2 separate regions of the Mus musculus genome follow, and region 2 is linked to region 1. A link is a loop called in an ENCODE intact Hi-C map of the cell type or tissue named here. Cell type or tissue: left cerebral cortex. All regions are shown on one strand.

Region 1 (8,000 bases):
TCTGCTAATGACGAAGGACATCATTCCTTAGCCGTGTGACCTTATAATAGTCAAGAAAGAAGATCCCAACCATCTGCCTGACGGCAGCTTTCCCTCCATTTACTTCCTATAGCACTCATGAGCCACAGCAGACATGCCATTGATAATTATGGAGTATACACATTTAAGCCCAATGTTCCAGATGTCCAATATAACATAAAAACAAGCAGCTTAAAGTCTGGAGCCAAACCTTATGCAAACATCGTATTCAGTTTAGCTATAGCGTGTTTCTCAATGGACACAAAAAGGAATTTTGAGTAGCAATGATTTAATTTGAATAACCACTTACTTTTACTGGAAGAACTGCAATGCGTACTAAGTAAGGATGACAAGGCATGTGGTGATTCTCCACTGTGAGGCTGCTCTGACATGAACTTTTAAAGTGCCACTGCTTGCGTAGCACCTCAGAGATTCCGGCTGGAAATCTTAAGGACTGGGCTTAGAAAGTAGCCATCTAAACAAGTAGCTACGTAAGGATGACCGTAGAGAAACCCTCACACCTCAGAACAGGAGGGGAAACCAGATCAAACTTGCTTCCATACCTGAGCCTTGAATTTAGAGTCTGCTGTCTAGGCAGGCAAGCCAAAGGGGGATGAAGGAGGAAGCAGCCACTGGATTATAACACGAGACCTGGCAGGCATGAGGGATCTTGGACAGGGCACTCTCTGAATCTTTTTGTAAATAAGCACAATGTGTACGTGGGGGAGGGGAATAATCTCCCTGGCATCAAAAACAATAAAAATCTAGCAGATGGTACTTCATATAAAGGAAATTAAAACAATAGAAATGAACATGTCCCAACAAGCAAAGTTAAGCACATATGTATTCTAATTTTACATTAAAATGTGAGGACAAACTTCACGTGCTGCTGCTCCTACACTGGTATGGCCGCCTTGGAGAACTTGAAAGATGCATGTTCCTTACAATCCAGCAATTCTACCCCTCAATACAGATGAGCTGGGGAAAATTCACTTATGTACAGTACATGATGTGTAAGTCAGTGCCACACACACTTAGAAGCTGCTTTTGCTCAAAAGCATTAATTCTTCACTCGGACCCACAATGTAACGGAGAGCAGGATGAAACCCTGGCAGCTCTGCCTTCATTCTGTATCTAAGCAACTGAAACTCCCTGCCAACTAACAGGTGCCTCCAGGAAAGCTACCTACCACAGGAATGACATGACACAGAGGCTTAGAGCAGGGACAATCATCATCTGCAAACCAGATTGGCAAAATTAAGTCGCCATCACGGACCAGACCAAGACCACTTCATTATGCAAACCTCTCTTGAGCTTCAACCCCTTTTTTGTTTAAACCTAAAGCTCAACTCAGTACTTAGAGGACGGGCATGGGGGTCCACACCCTGTATCTTCCCCGTCTGCCTTTCACTGCTGAATTGGGATGGCTGAGCCAAGCCACTGTGTCTTCTGGAGTCAGAGCTTAAGCCCCAGCACTTAAGTAACAAAGGTACCAACACTGTTTACATTTGTGAAACACTGAAACCATGCCAAATACTCACCAAGGAATGTGTGCACATGCATGAAACACAAGCAAAGGCCTAGAAATATACGTATCCATGCAGATGGATTTATAAATATAACGAGTGGAGAAACCCACTCAGAAGACTACTATGGGGCTTGCTGGTCAGTCAGCTTAGCTTACCAAACTCCAGGTCCCACTGAAAGACCCCATCTCAAAGAAATGAGATGAATATTCCTGATTCATGAAGAACATCTGAAGTTGACCTTTGGCTTCCATATGTATATGAATGCAGGTGCATCCATTCCCCTCCCCCCCATTTCTCTTCCCTCTCCCCTCTAGTCTGTAGTATTGACTCAGCACATTGACGCAGCAGCAGCAAACAGGTTATGATACCCCACCCCCTCCGCCTTCAACAGGTAGCCAGATTCTCCACCCAGATGTGCACAGTACTGTTACCTCTGACAACTCATATTACGCTCATCAAGTCCTGACTGATTTTGGGCTCTCCTGGAGGGTCTGCCTTCAGTTCCTTACCTCACTGTGTCTAATGCTGATGCTTGCACATGCCATTCAGTCTGAAGGGGCCCTTCCTTCCTTCCTTCTTTGACTAATGATCACACTCTTCAGAAAGGCCCTCAAAAGTCAAAGGATTCTTTCAATATGCAGACTTTAAGGCACTGCAGCATCTGCTCAAGGTCGCTAATACTGGTGATAGTGCATTCTGGTGATAGTGCATTCTGGTTTCACCACAAGTGTTTAACCATGAAGCTGGACAGTAACAAACATGCTACACAGAGAACCTGGTTATTACATAGCGTTATGCTTATATATTCAGTATTTACTCAAACATATCACACAAGAAATACAGACTATTCAAGAACTGATAAATTGCTAGATATGAAATGGGTAAACTACAAATTCTTTTTAATAAAACCAGGATACTCTACTCACACTGCTAAGAAAGCATGAAATTAAATTTACAAACTGAAATTAGTAAGCCCTGGCCAGTTATATGCAATGTTTAAGAGCAGAAATAAATTTGAATTAACGATCTTGCTTGGTACTTCTATCTCAAAAATGAGGAGGGAGCAGGTTTCAGCTTCCCACACTGGAAGGCACACCAGAACTTCTTTTCTCTGTTTAAATATTGATTTCCATTTCTTCATAGTCTTTCAGCTAAGTTTAAGAGGAGATATTGATTCCCTTCTTAAGATTTTACTTAAAGGACTCATTTTAAAGATTTGGGGGGTAAAAAAAGTTCTTCAGGGAAATGACACCCTGGGTGTCTTCCTTATCAACATATGCAGTGACAAATGACTTCTCCTGAATGGTGAATGTAAACCATTCATCCAAACATGTACACAAAAAGAGAGTTACATTCAAAGAGAAGGAGCACTCACCTTGTGAAAATGCCATCCACAATCCCAATTGTGGCTTCCTCTGCAGGGACGTAGGAGCCAATCTGAGCCATGATGGTAACCAGTGCAACCTGTTTTATGTAGGAGCTTTTCCCACCCATGTTTGGTCCGGTGATTATCATTACTCTCTCCGAGTCCTGCTGGAAACAAACAAATGAGAAAGGGAATTTCACTTACTGAACCAGAAAGGGATTCGAATGGTTGGTTTATATTTTGGGAGTGCAGACTGGGATAGGGGTTAACTATATAACCCAGGCTGGCCTTCGGCTTAGTAGGTAGACCAGGTTGGCCTCATATTTTAATCTCCTGCCTCCACCTGCCAAAAACTGGAATCATAAGAATCCACTACCATGCTTGGCTCATGTTTTGTTTTGATGTTCTTGTGGTATTTACAATTCATCCCACAAACAGGACTTCATGAGGCAAAGCATTACTTTGTGGCATATTTACATATGCTATTGAATTAATCCATTTTCCATTCCTATAACAAAGTAGCTGGGGCTGGGTAATTGTTTAAAGAAAGAGACTCATTAAGGTCAAAGTTCTAGATATTCAACAGCATGGTATTGACTTTCTCTCAGGTCTGGTAAAGGTTTCACAGTGGATGACATCAGTACAGTGGGAATGTGTACAAGAGGAATTCATTTTGCTGACAGGAAGTGAGGGCTGAGGACAGGCCAGTATGCAGGACATTCTTATGAGAAATAACCATTCCAGAAGACCTAATCCTTTCTGAGGGTTGCACCCCCGATGACTTATCTTCCATTTGGCTCCATCTCATTTTAGGGGAGATGAGAAAAGATACACAGATGGTTGTCAAGACTATGAAGAAATACCCGATTACAGTACAGAAAATGACACCACTTCACACACACATACACACACACAAACACACACACAAGAAACATCAAACAAGACAGAGAAGGAAGAAAGCCTGCCATGGTTGTCAATGTCAAATTCTGCCAAAGATGAGAGAAGAGCTGGAATTTTTATTCTGGAAGAAAAATACTGCATACCATTTTGAAAAACTTCAGTAATATCTGCTAAAGCTGAAAATAGACATAGCCAAGCAATCCTCCTCCCATGTACACACACTAAATGGAAATGAGGATGACACACAACAAAAGACACAGAGAAGCCTGTTGGCAGCGCTCCTTGCCTCTCAGGCCAGTCCTGAACTGGCGTACATGTTCACCCATCCTGGAGCAGGTTAAAAAGAGAAAGCATCAAGTAGGAATGTGTGCAGCTGTAGGAGAAGGCCAACCAGGCAACAGACACCTGGGATCCATGGGAGGCATTACAGGTGAGCCACAAAGACAACGTTGTCCTTAAATGATGGCAGGGAAATGGTTAGCTGTATGGAAATAAGCGTGGTCCCAAATCTCAGGAAACGGAGTCTGGGTGGATGAAAAAATGAATCGTGAAAAGCAAGCCCGCTACTTTTAGAAGAAAATGTAGGAGGAAGGTGGAGAGTGTGTTCCTTAGTGGAAGCATAAAACACATCTGCCCAGGTCAGACCTAATTGTGTGGTGTGTACCAAAACCAAAGGAAGAGACTGCTCACAACTGCCTTAAACTGGAAACTGCACAAATGTTTATCAACAGATAAAGTATGATACAGCAGCTCAGAGACAGCTATGGCAAGGGAGAAGACAAAGATATAAATTGTCAGAGGGAAGTTGTTAAATCACCAAACAAAACATGAAAAAGCAGTCGTCTTATATAACTCCTACCTCTCAACAGCGCAGAAGTAATGGGGGACAGGCAAAGGATATAAATAGCCTATTTGTAGCAAGGAAAGCACAGATCTAAAAGCATATTAGCGGGAAGGTGTAATCAGAAGCATTATGAAGGAGATCTACAAGCTATTCCTAACATTTTTCTGAAAGACTAGCTGATAAATAGCCAAGCAAAATGAAATCTGTATGTTGCAGAGACACCTGTATTCCTATGTTTATTGTAGCAAGATTCATAACATCCAAGAAATGGCAACAGTGCATCAATGTCAGAGGGCCTATCAACACACAAAAAGGCAAAGGAAATGCAATACCTACATACAATGGAATATTATTCAGTCATAAAATAGTTGGTAAATTCTGTTATTTGTGGCCAAATAAATAAAACTAAGGAGCACTATACTAAGTTAAATAAGCTAGGAACATGATCTAATTCATATATAAAATGTAATACTCTTGATATCATTCAGGAGGGTATGGAAGCAGAAGCTGAAGCAGCAGGGGATAATGGAGTGGGGGAAGTTATGAGCGGGTTCTAAACTGTAGTTTAGAGGCTTGGTGCTGCTGCACACACAGCAGGGTGACCACAGAAACGGATGTGTCCTATGTGTTTCAAGAAGCCAAAAAGATGTAGAATGCACTTGCTGTGTGAAGTATCTGTTCTTCTAAATTCTAACATCTATTTCCAGTATTTAATTGTGTGCACCAGGGAACATTTTGATACTTGCAAAGTCAAAAATAGCAAGGAGGGCTGAAGTGCGTGGAAGCTTATTTCCAACTAGCTTGTAACTGGCTTTCCTGACCATCATGCTCATTTCCTGATCCTAACAACCAGTGAGAGACTGCATTGTGCTGTTCTGATTTGAGGCTGTAGCCTTCCATCTTGAGATGCAGCTAAAGAGGCAATGGATACAGCTGGCGGGCAGACAGATTTAGTGCTTTGCTTTAATGTCTGATATGAGTGTGATGAACAGCGTTGGACAGAAAAGAAAGCTCAAAATGAAAACTTCACTCCATGGAGACAGTAGGTGGATTCCTAAGGGCCTTCCAACCCCAGGTTCCAGGAAACGAACATTCAAGGTTAGCTATCTAACATCTCTGGCACAGTGCTCCCAAGTACCCATGTAGAAGACTAACAAAAAATAGGCTGTGTGCTCATATACATACTAACACCAAGATCACATCAATGAGCTCCCTCAGAATCGGATTCAATGCATCTGTGAACTAGCAGTTTACAGGGGAGCAATTCTTTAACATACTTGATAATTTTTAACTCCTCAAATCATTCTCACTAAGGCATGATCCTAAGTGTGGTGGTTTGAATACACTTGGTACAGGGAATGGCACTATAAGGAGGTGTGGTGTTGTTGGAGTGGGTGTGGCCTTGTTGGAGGAAGTGCCTCTGTGGGAATGGGCGTAGGAAGCTTCCTCCTAGCTGCCTGAGGATGACAGTCTTCTCCCATTTGCCTTTGGAACGAGATGAGAACTCTCATCTCCAGGGCCATGCCTGCCTGGATGCTGCCATGCTTCCTACCATGATGATAATGGAGTGAACCTCAGAACCAGCCAGCCCCAATTAAATGTTATCATTTGTAAGAGTTGCCTTGGTCATGGTGTTTCTTCACAGTAGTAGAAACCTACTAGGTCACTAAGTGAATAAGGGATGATTTATGCATGTATAAGTCAAACTAGCTGTTAAATTTTAAAACAATTGTTAAATTGCTATTGACCAGGCCTGAACAAGGTCTCTTTTACCATCCTGGACCTTCACAAATTCTCCTTGGATATACTAGGGTTGCCAGGTCAAATAGAGGACAGTAATAAAACCTGTATTTCTGATAAATAGCAAACAACATTTTGGCATAAAAAGCAAATCAAACACAAACATGTTTATTCTAAAAAGAATTGTTTATCTGAAATTCAAATTTATCTGCTATACTTTCACTTGCTAAATCTGGTAACCTACTTCTAGGATATCACAAAGTCCAGTACGCCAGGATATTTGCTAGACCCCAGTCTAGAGCCACAGCATGAGTTCTGGCTGACTGATGACTGTAAGAGTCGGCCCTATCCCAAACTCCAACATGTGGAACCACCTGTGGCCCTCCTGGAGGGCTGGCCTGTGTGCCCCTGTGCTTACTTCTTGCCACTGGTAGGTAGCACAAGACTCCCACAGGGCTCCCTAGGTGGAATTAGAGCAGGTCATCCAGGTAGTAACCAGTGTGTATTGGTGCCATGAACCTCCCAAAGCCACAGTGGCTGTTACTGCTTCTAACAGACACAGCCTCCACAGCACTGGGCACAGAAACAGTGGTCTGGCATATGCACCAGCTGAGCCTGGCTGCACCACCGGAGAGATGGGATGCACAGAGTACCTGGGAGGCAGGCTTTCTCCCCATTTGTGTTTTAAAAATTACTGAAAGCTGCCTTCCATTGTCTAACCATCAGCTTATTTTTAATTACTTAACTAAAATCCCAAAGCCCTCATCTAATACAGGATGCCATTCTAGATACAGAGTCTCTGCCATCATTCAGGTAAGGAGCCTGACATCCAGGCCTGGATTAGTAGAACAACGTTTGATCCACAAGTGCAAAGTCCTGGGTTTGATCAACTGCAGGTAAGAGAGAGAAGGAAACCAAGAGGTGAGATGATATTTACAACGGATCTGAGGAGAGGCCACACACTATCAACCCACAGAATTATGCTGCTATCTGCCTTACCTGCAGGGTTAGATTTATTAATACAGTAAGTGGTTTTAAAAGAAACTATTTCCTCTTTGAGGACTGTCCACTTGGGGAGGAAAAGGGAAGGGGAATCCGAATCATTTCCCAGGGGCCCCCTTTGTAGCTTTTCAGGAGGCTGAAGCACTGCGGCATAAACACTTATAACAGCGTGTTAGAAACAATTTTTTTTTTTTTTAGGGACAACTAGGGTCCATTCATACTGTTTAATATGATACAATAGCATGGCTAAAAATTGTCCAATGCTTTTTTTGAAAATGTAGGATTTACCTGTGTCATTAAATTTAAAATACAAGCTATGAAGTATGAGACAGTCACAGCTATGTTTTAGAAAGATAAATAAAGCCTGCGGTGGTGGCATGACAGGGTTACACAGAGAAACCCTGACTCGAAAAAACCTAAATAAATAAATAAATAAATAGGACAAAAAAAAAATTAAAAGGTAAATAAGAGGCCAAAATGTGTAGAACATTTCCATTCTACCATGTTAGGTCCTCCAAAAAGAAACTCATCCATAAAATGGGAACTACATAAATGAGGATACCACTGTCTAATAGGATGCAAAGCCTTATCTACAGGAACC
Region 2 (8,000 bases), 110 kb before region 1:
TCATACCCTTCATCACAATAATGTACCTTATCACAGAATGAACTACAAGTTATTGCCAGGACATGTCTTTCCAGAACTATGTCTACTGTGGTTTCCAGTGCCAACCAACCGCTAAACCAAAGAGGCAACACCTTTCTATGTACAAGTGAAATAATGCAATGTCTAAGATTGGCTTTAAAATAAGCTCCCCTACCCACCTCCCAACACACACACACACACACACACACACACACACACACACACAATGTAAGGACACATACACCAAAATAAAAAGTAAGAACACTGGAGATTGTTTAAGCTAAATGATGGCGGTTTGTGAACTCTTGTATTCCATGTGTATTTTAACCTTTTATTTTTTCCGAGACAGAGTTTCTCTGTATAGCCCTGGCTGTCCTGGAACTCACTTTGTAGACCAGGCTGGCCTTGAACTCAGAAATCCACCTGCCTCTGCCTCCGTGTTTTAACTTTTTTATATAAAAGAAGTAACAAAAACCTCTCCTAAATGATTCTAGTAATGAAAACAAAACAGAAAAATCAAAAGGAACGAGACAGCAGCTGACAAACATGCCTACTTGCTGTGCTTGGCTCTGTATTAAGAGCATGGGTGGGTAGTTACCCATGAAGTCTATGATGGGGGTATGCATGAACCCCATTTTTCTAGGCACTTTCTCAGCCCATCTTGGCATCACTAAGCTTACAGAGATGACTTAAGATCACAAGTGTTGTAAGTAACAGAGGCAAAATGTAAATGCATATGTTTTACCCCTAAAGCGAGCCACCCCCAATTCCTCCACCTCTCCTGGGGTCATTCTTACAAGTTTTTAAAAATCCATGAACGTCCCCTCCAACCCCTGTTCATCGCTGATATCTGACTTATGAACTGAGTTATAACATCATAAACTGAACCTTTGATCGAGTTGCCACCTTCCAGCTCCCACACTGCCAGCTCTTGCGGCTTTTAAATAGTTGCTCTGATGGAGTTGGGGAAGCTAGTCCTCTTGCTTACATTAGTCACATAAATGGCATGGTCTCAGATACAGTTCAGGAAATTAATCAGGTGTTGTCTAAATTAATCACCTAAATAAAATAGAGGAACTCAGTAGCCATGCAAAATACCAGTACCCAGAGCCCCGCCCTCTGTACTCTCATAGTCTCTGAAATGCCTTTGTGTAAGTATGGCCCACACTTATAAGTAAAAAAACTAGTCTCAGGCTCCACACATTCATCCTTAAAGATAGCTTGACTTGCATCATTTTATCTGTCCTCAAGTCTTCAGGAAGTCCACTTCTCGCCCACCTGCTTTGATGTTCTAAATCTGTTCTCCGTAGACCTCCCCAACTTTAGCATCCTGTCTTCCATCAGAGCTCAAGAAGAAACATGTTACATAGATACAGATTAACTCAAATGTGATAATATCTTTTCTGCCTTTTCCCTAAAAGTATATTTGAAGCATTTTTAGCCAACGTGGGGTGGTATAAGTCTTTATTTTTCATCGACTCATGTGTTTTCTAGTAAAACAGAAAATCATGACCATGTTACCTGAATCTTTGACCCACCTGTGACGTTAATATTCTCTGCAGGAACAAGGAGAGAATGCACTGCCTTGCTCCAAGTAGGCAGGAAATCTCATTTTAATTCCTTGAGGATTGAGCTAAAATTTAGAAGTTACACCAGTGAAAAATATAACAACGAATCTGAAAGAATGCCATGTCTAATCAAGAGCCAAGTGTTCTAACAGTCAAGCAATTCCCACAGTGCCAGGTTCGTACTTAACACCATCTCGGCTTTCCTTTAAATACTGGCCATGATTTTACTATAGCATCATACATCACAGCAAGACAGAGCTACATTCTGAGAAATGAATCATTTCTGTCACTGTGTGAACACTGCCAAGTGTGCTTGATGGAACTGAGATAGGGTGGCGCACACCACACCAAGGCTAAGGACATCGCTGTGCCACTGAGTCAGCTCACCACTGGTGGCAAGGTCTTTTTGCAATGCATTGCTGTCTATAGGCTTGGGCTTAGAAGAATTTCTTTTGTGATTTCCATTCAACACACAGCTACAGTCCTAGGAAATAACGCTTCCTGTACTCAGGCAGAGGGGACCTGTAGCTCACATATTTTTAACTTTTTGAGACAGAGGCTCACTCCATGATCAAGGCTGGCTTTGAGTTCACAGCACTCCTCCTGCCTCAGTCTCCCAAATGCTGGGATTATAGGCTGGCTTTATAAATCACATCTTGAAGTGTTACTGGTACAAATGAAAATGTGTGAACTCCCAATATATAAATATATTACAAAGAGTTAATAGTCAACAGTCAAAGGGAACAAACTTAATAAACAGGTATAAATCCCTTTAAAGGAGAAATAGACATGCAAGCACAAAGCCACTTTAAAATTATGAAAATTAGAATTCAAGACTGGAATAAATATACCTTGGCAATCTGATTTATTTCATCTCAAAATGGCTTTTAAAAATTAACCTTTTCTACTCTATATTTAAATTATATTTACTAACATATGAGTATTTATACAGTTTTGATCAAGAGGGATGAATATCAACTTGAAAATTAAGGGGCGCACGCCTTTAATCCCAGCACTCGGGAGGCAGAGGCGGGCAGATTTCTGAGTTCGAGGCCAGCCTGGTCTACAGAGTGAGTTCCAGGACAGCCAGGGCTATACAGAGAAACCCTGTCTTGAAAAACCAAAAAAAGAAAGAAAAAGAAAACAAAAGAAAAGAAAACTTGCAACAGACAGACAATATAATTGTTTTTAACTTCATGTATTGGAACAAAATGTACAAAGAAAACAGTATCACTGCAAATGTCTTCCATCTCTCCAGGGTGCAATGCTTGTCACTGACTAAAACCCACAGACCAATGCAGCTTACAGGACAAAGCATCTTTACATACAGCTAATACCACAAACATGAGTTTTCCTGTGTTGTATTCTCAACATAAATTACAATAATCTAAATACTAACATAACCAGGATTAAACAACTAATTTTCTAATCTATTTAATTTTTTATTTAATTTTAATGGAAAACTATTTACTAAGTTCAAGTAACAAATAGTTCTGAAATTTTTATAAGATTTAGCAAATGTCTTATTGCATTTCTCTTTATTTGCATTCAGTAAACAAAGATGAGAAAGAAAATGTGAAGTTAGTTATTATACCCCCATTCAAGATCATGAACTAGAATGGAAATCCTCCCTCATGACCTCTGCCTTCTACAAAGATTTATGAACATGCATGCAGTTCTACCTAATTTAATAAAATGTTGAAGAATTCCTGCCTTGGGAGTCAAGTTGGGAAGGTTAAAATGTCTGTCTAGTAACGAGGTGACAGAGAACTCACAGAACCTATAGTCCCTTTAATATTAAATCAGCACAAATATAAGAAGCATGTATAACTCTTCATGCCTCTAGAGCCAAGGATACCCATCCCTCACCAACCCCCACCAAGCAAGTGAAAGCAGGGTGAATACAACAGCAGATGAAGAGGAAAGACAGCCATTTTGCTAAACATCTTTCCTGCTTCAGGCAAGATGCATAAGGCTGCATAAGTGGACCAGACCAACTGGGCTGTGTACTCTCTAAGTGCAAACACTTAAAAACATCTCTCCAGTGAAGTGAGAGAATGTCACATGAAATTGGTTGTTTAGAAATATGCCTCTCTTTCCTTTGAGCAAATGGTGGTCTGAAGGTGCACTGCTCAAGATTCAACAACAGCCATTTGATTCGTTTTTAAACAAGAATAAACAAAAAAGGAATTCACGAATTACATCCCCAACTCGTATCTCATCCAGATTAAAAAAAAAAAAACCAAAAACAAAAAAAACTGAGCTCAGTGGATTTAAAAAGAGCCTCCTCAACAAAACCCTCTTCAGCATGCTTAGTCATTATATCTGGAGTTGGACTTTACTTGTGTAGAGCCTGAGCTACAACAGGTAAAAATGAAAGTAATTAAGAACGGTGAAGAGGAAGCTGCCTCTAAGATCTGGAGAGAGCGCTGAGTTAGATGAGATGGTAGAGAATTGTATCTCTTGTCAGAGCAGAGCACACCGGACCTGACTGCTAAAGAGGAAAGTTTCCCCTTGCCCTGAATGGAGATTACTTAGAAATAAGTACACCAGATACATATTTGAAAACAGGAACATTCTTTTGGAGGCACGTTAAGCATTTTTAAAACAAATTCACCTGATTACATCATCATTATTGTTCTAAAGAAATAGCCACTGTGGAAATGCTGATAAGACAAACTAATAATTTCCCATAAAACCCTGGAATGCCATGAGATCAATGGAGCAGCACAAATTTTCCTCCAACTTGGGAACATTTGAAAAGCCAGCTTATTGATGAAAATAAAAGAAAACTTCAGGGTTTATGTTCTGGTCCATTTTCTGAAATTTTCTATAACTTTTGCCAATAAACTTAATTTGAAATATTATTTAGATAAATTAAACCAATTGGTATTTCTTCTTATAATTTAACTATAAACATATATAACTAGAAATTTAAAGTGATTTGAGAAAGAAACAGAACTCAAGAATGGTTAGAAGTGGTTCACAGGAAGAATTGAGTCATTGTTGCAACATCCTAAGATGCTGGATTCTACCTCTGTAGACGGGTGACACCTCTGGCTCACTGGATGATGTCCCTTATAGGTTTGTGGGGCTACTGACCTGATTGATTTCTCAGAGTGCCCATTTCAATCATCTCTGTCCTTAGCTTTTCAGATGCAGTGTTTGTCAGTGTTTATTTGCAGTTCACATCCTCTATGTAGCAACAATGTTGCAGTATTTTTATAGTCTTAGAAGCAGATGATCACAGCACTGGAAAGTGACACAGTTAACTGAAGGGAGGCCAATTGCATACACTACAGACTTAGGATAAAACATATCTCCATAGCATCTCTTCATAATTTTTCAGTTGCCTCTAGGTAGCAGTGTTCAAGAAAAGCATTATTCAGCTAGGCTAACCCATGTCAACAAAGCATTTCCAACATACAGGAAAATTTATAAATTCTCCAAGACCAACTTCAAATTCTTTCTGGAATGCTTACATCTCAGTTTTGCTTACAAACTACAAAGGTCCTGATTCCCAACCTCCCAAATATGCATGAGGTGACAAGCACCACAGTTCATGTGACAGTAACTAGGAAAAAATAACTTACCAAAGGTAGCCTCCTAGAACCCCAACTATTCAGGGGTTTCAAGTCGCTATTAGAGTCCAACTTACAAATAACTGTCCTGAAGATGCAAGTCCTGACCTTTACACGGCCATAAACAATGCTTTGCAAATAACATTGGCAGGTTTGGCAGCCACAAAAGCTCTAACCACCCCTGAAACTCAATTCCAGAGTAACCATAAGTGGTTATTTGTGAACTTCAGAATACATACAAAGGAAACAAATAATTTAGAATTGAGTCGGGGGTGTGTATTTTAAAGGACACCGTTTTATTTTCGACATAGTGGGACTTAAAAATCCATTGGGGAGGGAAGTCTTGTGGGCCTTCTAACACTATTCAAGAATACACAAACACACACACACACACACAAACACACACACACTTTCAAAAATATGTTTGCTGAAAACTTTCCTTCGATTCTAGACTGCACAACTTGAATTTTCTGTATTTCTAATACATATATCTGCCAGCTTGGAAATTAGTTTTCCAAATGACTAAGAGCACCTTCAAAAGTCAAAGGGCATCTTTTAAATTTCAAACTCCTAACCCTTCTGATGTGATTAAGCACTTATCATTTACCGAAGTTAATGATTTACAGTAAAAATCAAAAGCAATCTTGTGCCTGGTGTGGTTTCAGTTCCTCTGAGTTCTAAGCTTTGTTTTAAGAGGCAGAAACATTAGGTGGCCATCCTAACCACCATTGTGTGAGCAGCAGCCTCCGAGGTTTACAGTTCATGCATTCTGGTCAGATCTGCACGGAAAATTCAGCCTAGAAATATTTTTCTGGAACAGCAAAGGCAACCAGTCCCCCCGCCGCACCCCTACATACCTCCCTCTTCCAAGGTCTGGAATATAGAGGCAAAGAGAAAACATTTGGCTGAATAAAATCATTCCTCTTTAACTGTAATAAACAAATGGCATTTGAAATCAATATGGTTCCTATTTTGCAGGAATGGGATTCAGAGGTTAAGCCATTGCCTTCTCCACGCCTTGAGCACACAACAAACCCATTCAAATTATGACCTACAACTAAAAGGTCTCATTTACTTTAAAGTACAGAGCGTTCTTTTTAAATGCCCATGTTTTTAAACATAAACTCAGGGACAAATGCTAATTCTTGGGAGACAGTGTCTTTATGCTGACCTCGGTGGGCAAACATTCTCAAGACCTAAACTACAACGCATGATTGACAAGGACCAACAAACGCGTCCGTCTTGGTAGTGGGATTGGTGCCCAGAACTACGGGTAAGCCATCACTGGCAGGTAAAGAACTCTGCCGGTCCGGAGCCAGTGAAAAAAGAAACCAAACTTTCCGAAATAGGGTAGTTTGGTCTCACCAAACCAATCTAAATCCAACAGGTGTCAACAGACACTTGCCACATTAAGGTCTAGAACAGCACGGAGTGGTTAGGGAAGAAACTGAGAGAAATCTGACCTAACCTCTAAGAGGATTGCGAAGGAATAAATAAATAAATAAATAAATAAATAATAAAAACCAAAACCTAAGCTAAGCTAAACCAGCCTGGTCTCTAGCCCAGCTGGTCGCTAGGTGGTGGGGTTAAAGGATGGTGGTGTCAGAATCTCTCTGCTCACTCACAGGGACATGCGTTGCTACAGGGTCTCCAAGCACTTGTCCCTGCGCTGTCAGCTGTCCACCCAGCACCAGAGTCGGACAAGCAAGACAGCGAGGCGTCTGGGGTTGGAAGCCAGGGAAAGGAGGGTTCGAGGTACCTGCTTGTCCAAAGCGTCCCGGGCGCCTGCGGGTCCTGCGTTGGTCCTGGGTGGTGCAGGCGTCCGCTCACAGCTGCAGCCCTCTAGAAGGTACATGCCCGCTGGCCGGCCGCTCTGCTCGCCTTCGAAGTAAAAGAGCACATTCTGGTAGAGAGCGAACCACTTCTCGTGCCAGCGGCTCGCCTCTGCAGCCTTCTTGCTCAGGAAGCCGCGTTTGGTGCCCTCCTTGCGCGCCAGCATGGCCAGGTACAGGGCGTGCCCCTCGTTGTAGCGCACGCTCTTCTGCATGGCGAGGGCGCGGAGGGCGTTCGAGTCGTAGCCTCAGCTTCTTGGCGGGGTCATCGCAGATTGCCCTCCGGGAGGACGCACCGCAGACTGCCTGCCACGGGGCACCCCGCTCGCCGCCCAGACCTAGGGCGCCTATCCGGGCTGGAGCACCAGCACCGTCTCCTCCCCGACCGCGCCCTCTCCGGCCCCCGACGCCTCCTGTTCCCCGGAAGCCCGGTGACGAGTGGCCCTCCGAGGGCGCCCGCACCAGTGTCACTCCACCCGAAGTATTGCGGGAGCCCAGCCTCTGCGGCGGGCTGCGCTATGCTATGAGGCGCGCGGCAGCCAGAGGACTGTCCTCGGGCAACGCGCTCCGGGAGACAGAAGGTAAAACGTCACGTGGGAGATCAGCAGTAAGCGGCTTGGAGACCGATTTAAAGGGTAAAGCCGGCGCGGTGGCGGCCGCGGAGGCGCTGCGTGCTCACCCCAGCGCACATCCTTCAGTCGCCTGCCAGGACCCTGGCCTCTGCTTCTGTCCAGGCCAAGCCTGGATGGGGCAGATCGCCCAGGAGGAGCAGGAGCGAGCTTGGTAGCGCCCAGTCGCTCACAGCACAAACACTCACAAATGTGCTCTCATGCATACACAGGCAAACGCACACTGAACATACACATGGAGACTGAAGCATGCACACAAACACACAACGCTCATATTCGCGCACAAAATCACACATGCACCCAAATACAATAAGCACAGGCATACAAGCATACATGCACTCACAACATAAATTACCAAATACTCTTTAATCC

What was found. Hi-C counts contacts between places; a loop is a spot of excess contacts. Peaks named below come from ENCODE experiments on the same cell type or tissue, not always from the same donor. Only the 100,000 strongest peaks of a DNase experiment are listed, where the experiment ranks them.
Region 2: a loop joins it to region 1, with 5 times the contacts of the local background. A loop is called at or near these places in 3 of 42 quality-filtered maps.

The regions. Positions count from the first base shown.
Region 1 is chr13:92,232,652-92,240,651 of GRCm38, forward strand. It overlaps Msh3 (mutS homolog 3), which reads right to left. Exons shown (of 24, transcript NM_010829.2): 20 at 2,923-3,080. Among named protein-coding and RNA genes, the nearest start is that of Rasgrf2, 100 kb to the left of the region's middle. In left cerebral cortex, no CTCF peak of the experiment used is centred here; DNase peaks (open chromatin) are centred at 1,131, 4,071, 4,451 and 5,418; H3K27ac peaks cover 2,645 bases.
Region 2 is chr13:92,124,281-92,132,280 of GRCm38, forward strand. Rasgrf2 (RAS protein-specific guanine nucleotide-releasing factor 2) reads right to left here and starts at 7,548. Exons shown (of 28, transcript NM_009027.4): 1 at 6,927-7,548. The coding sequence starts at 7,214. In left cerebral cortex, a CTCF peak has its summit at 4,931; DNase peaks (open chromatin) are centred at 1,825, 4,827, 6,007, 6,530 and 2 more places; H3K4me3 peaks cover 4,150 bases; H3K27ac peaks cover 2,080 bases.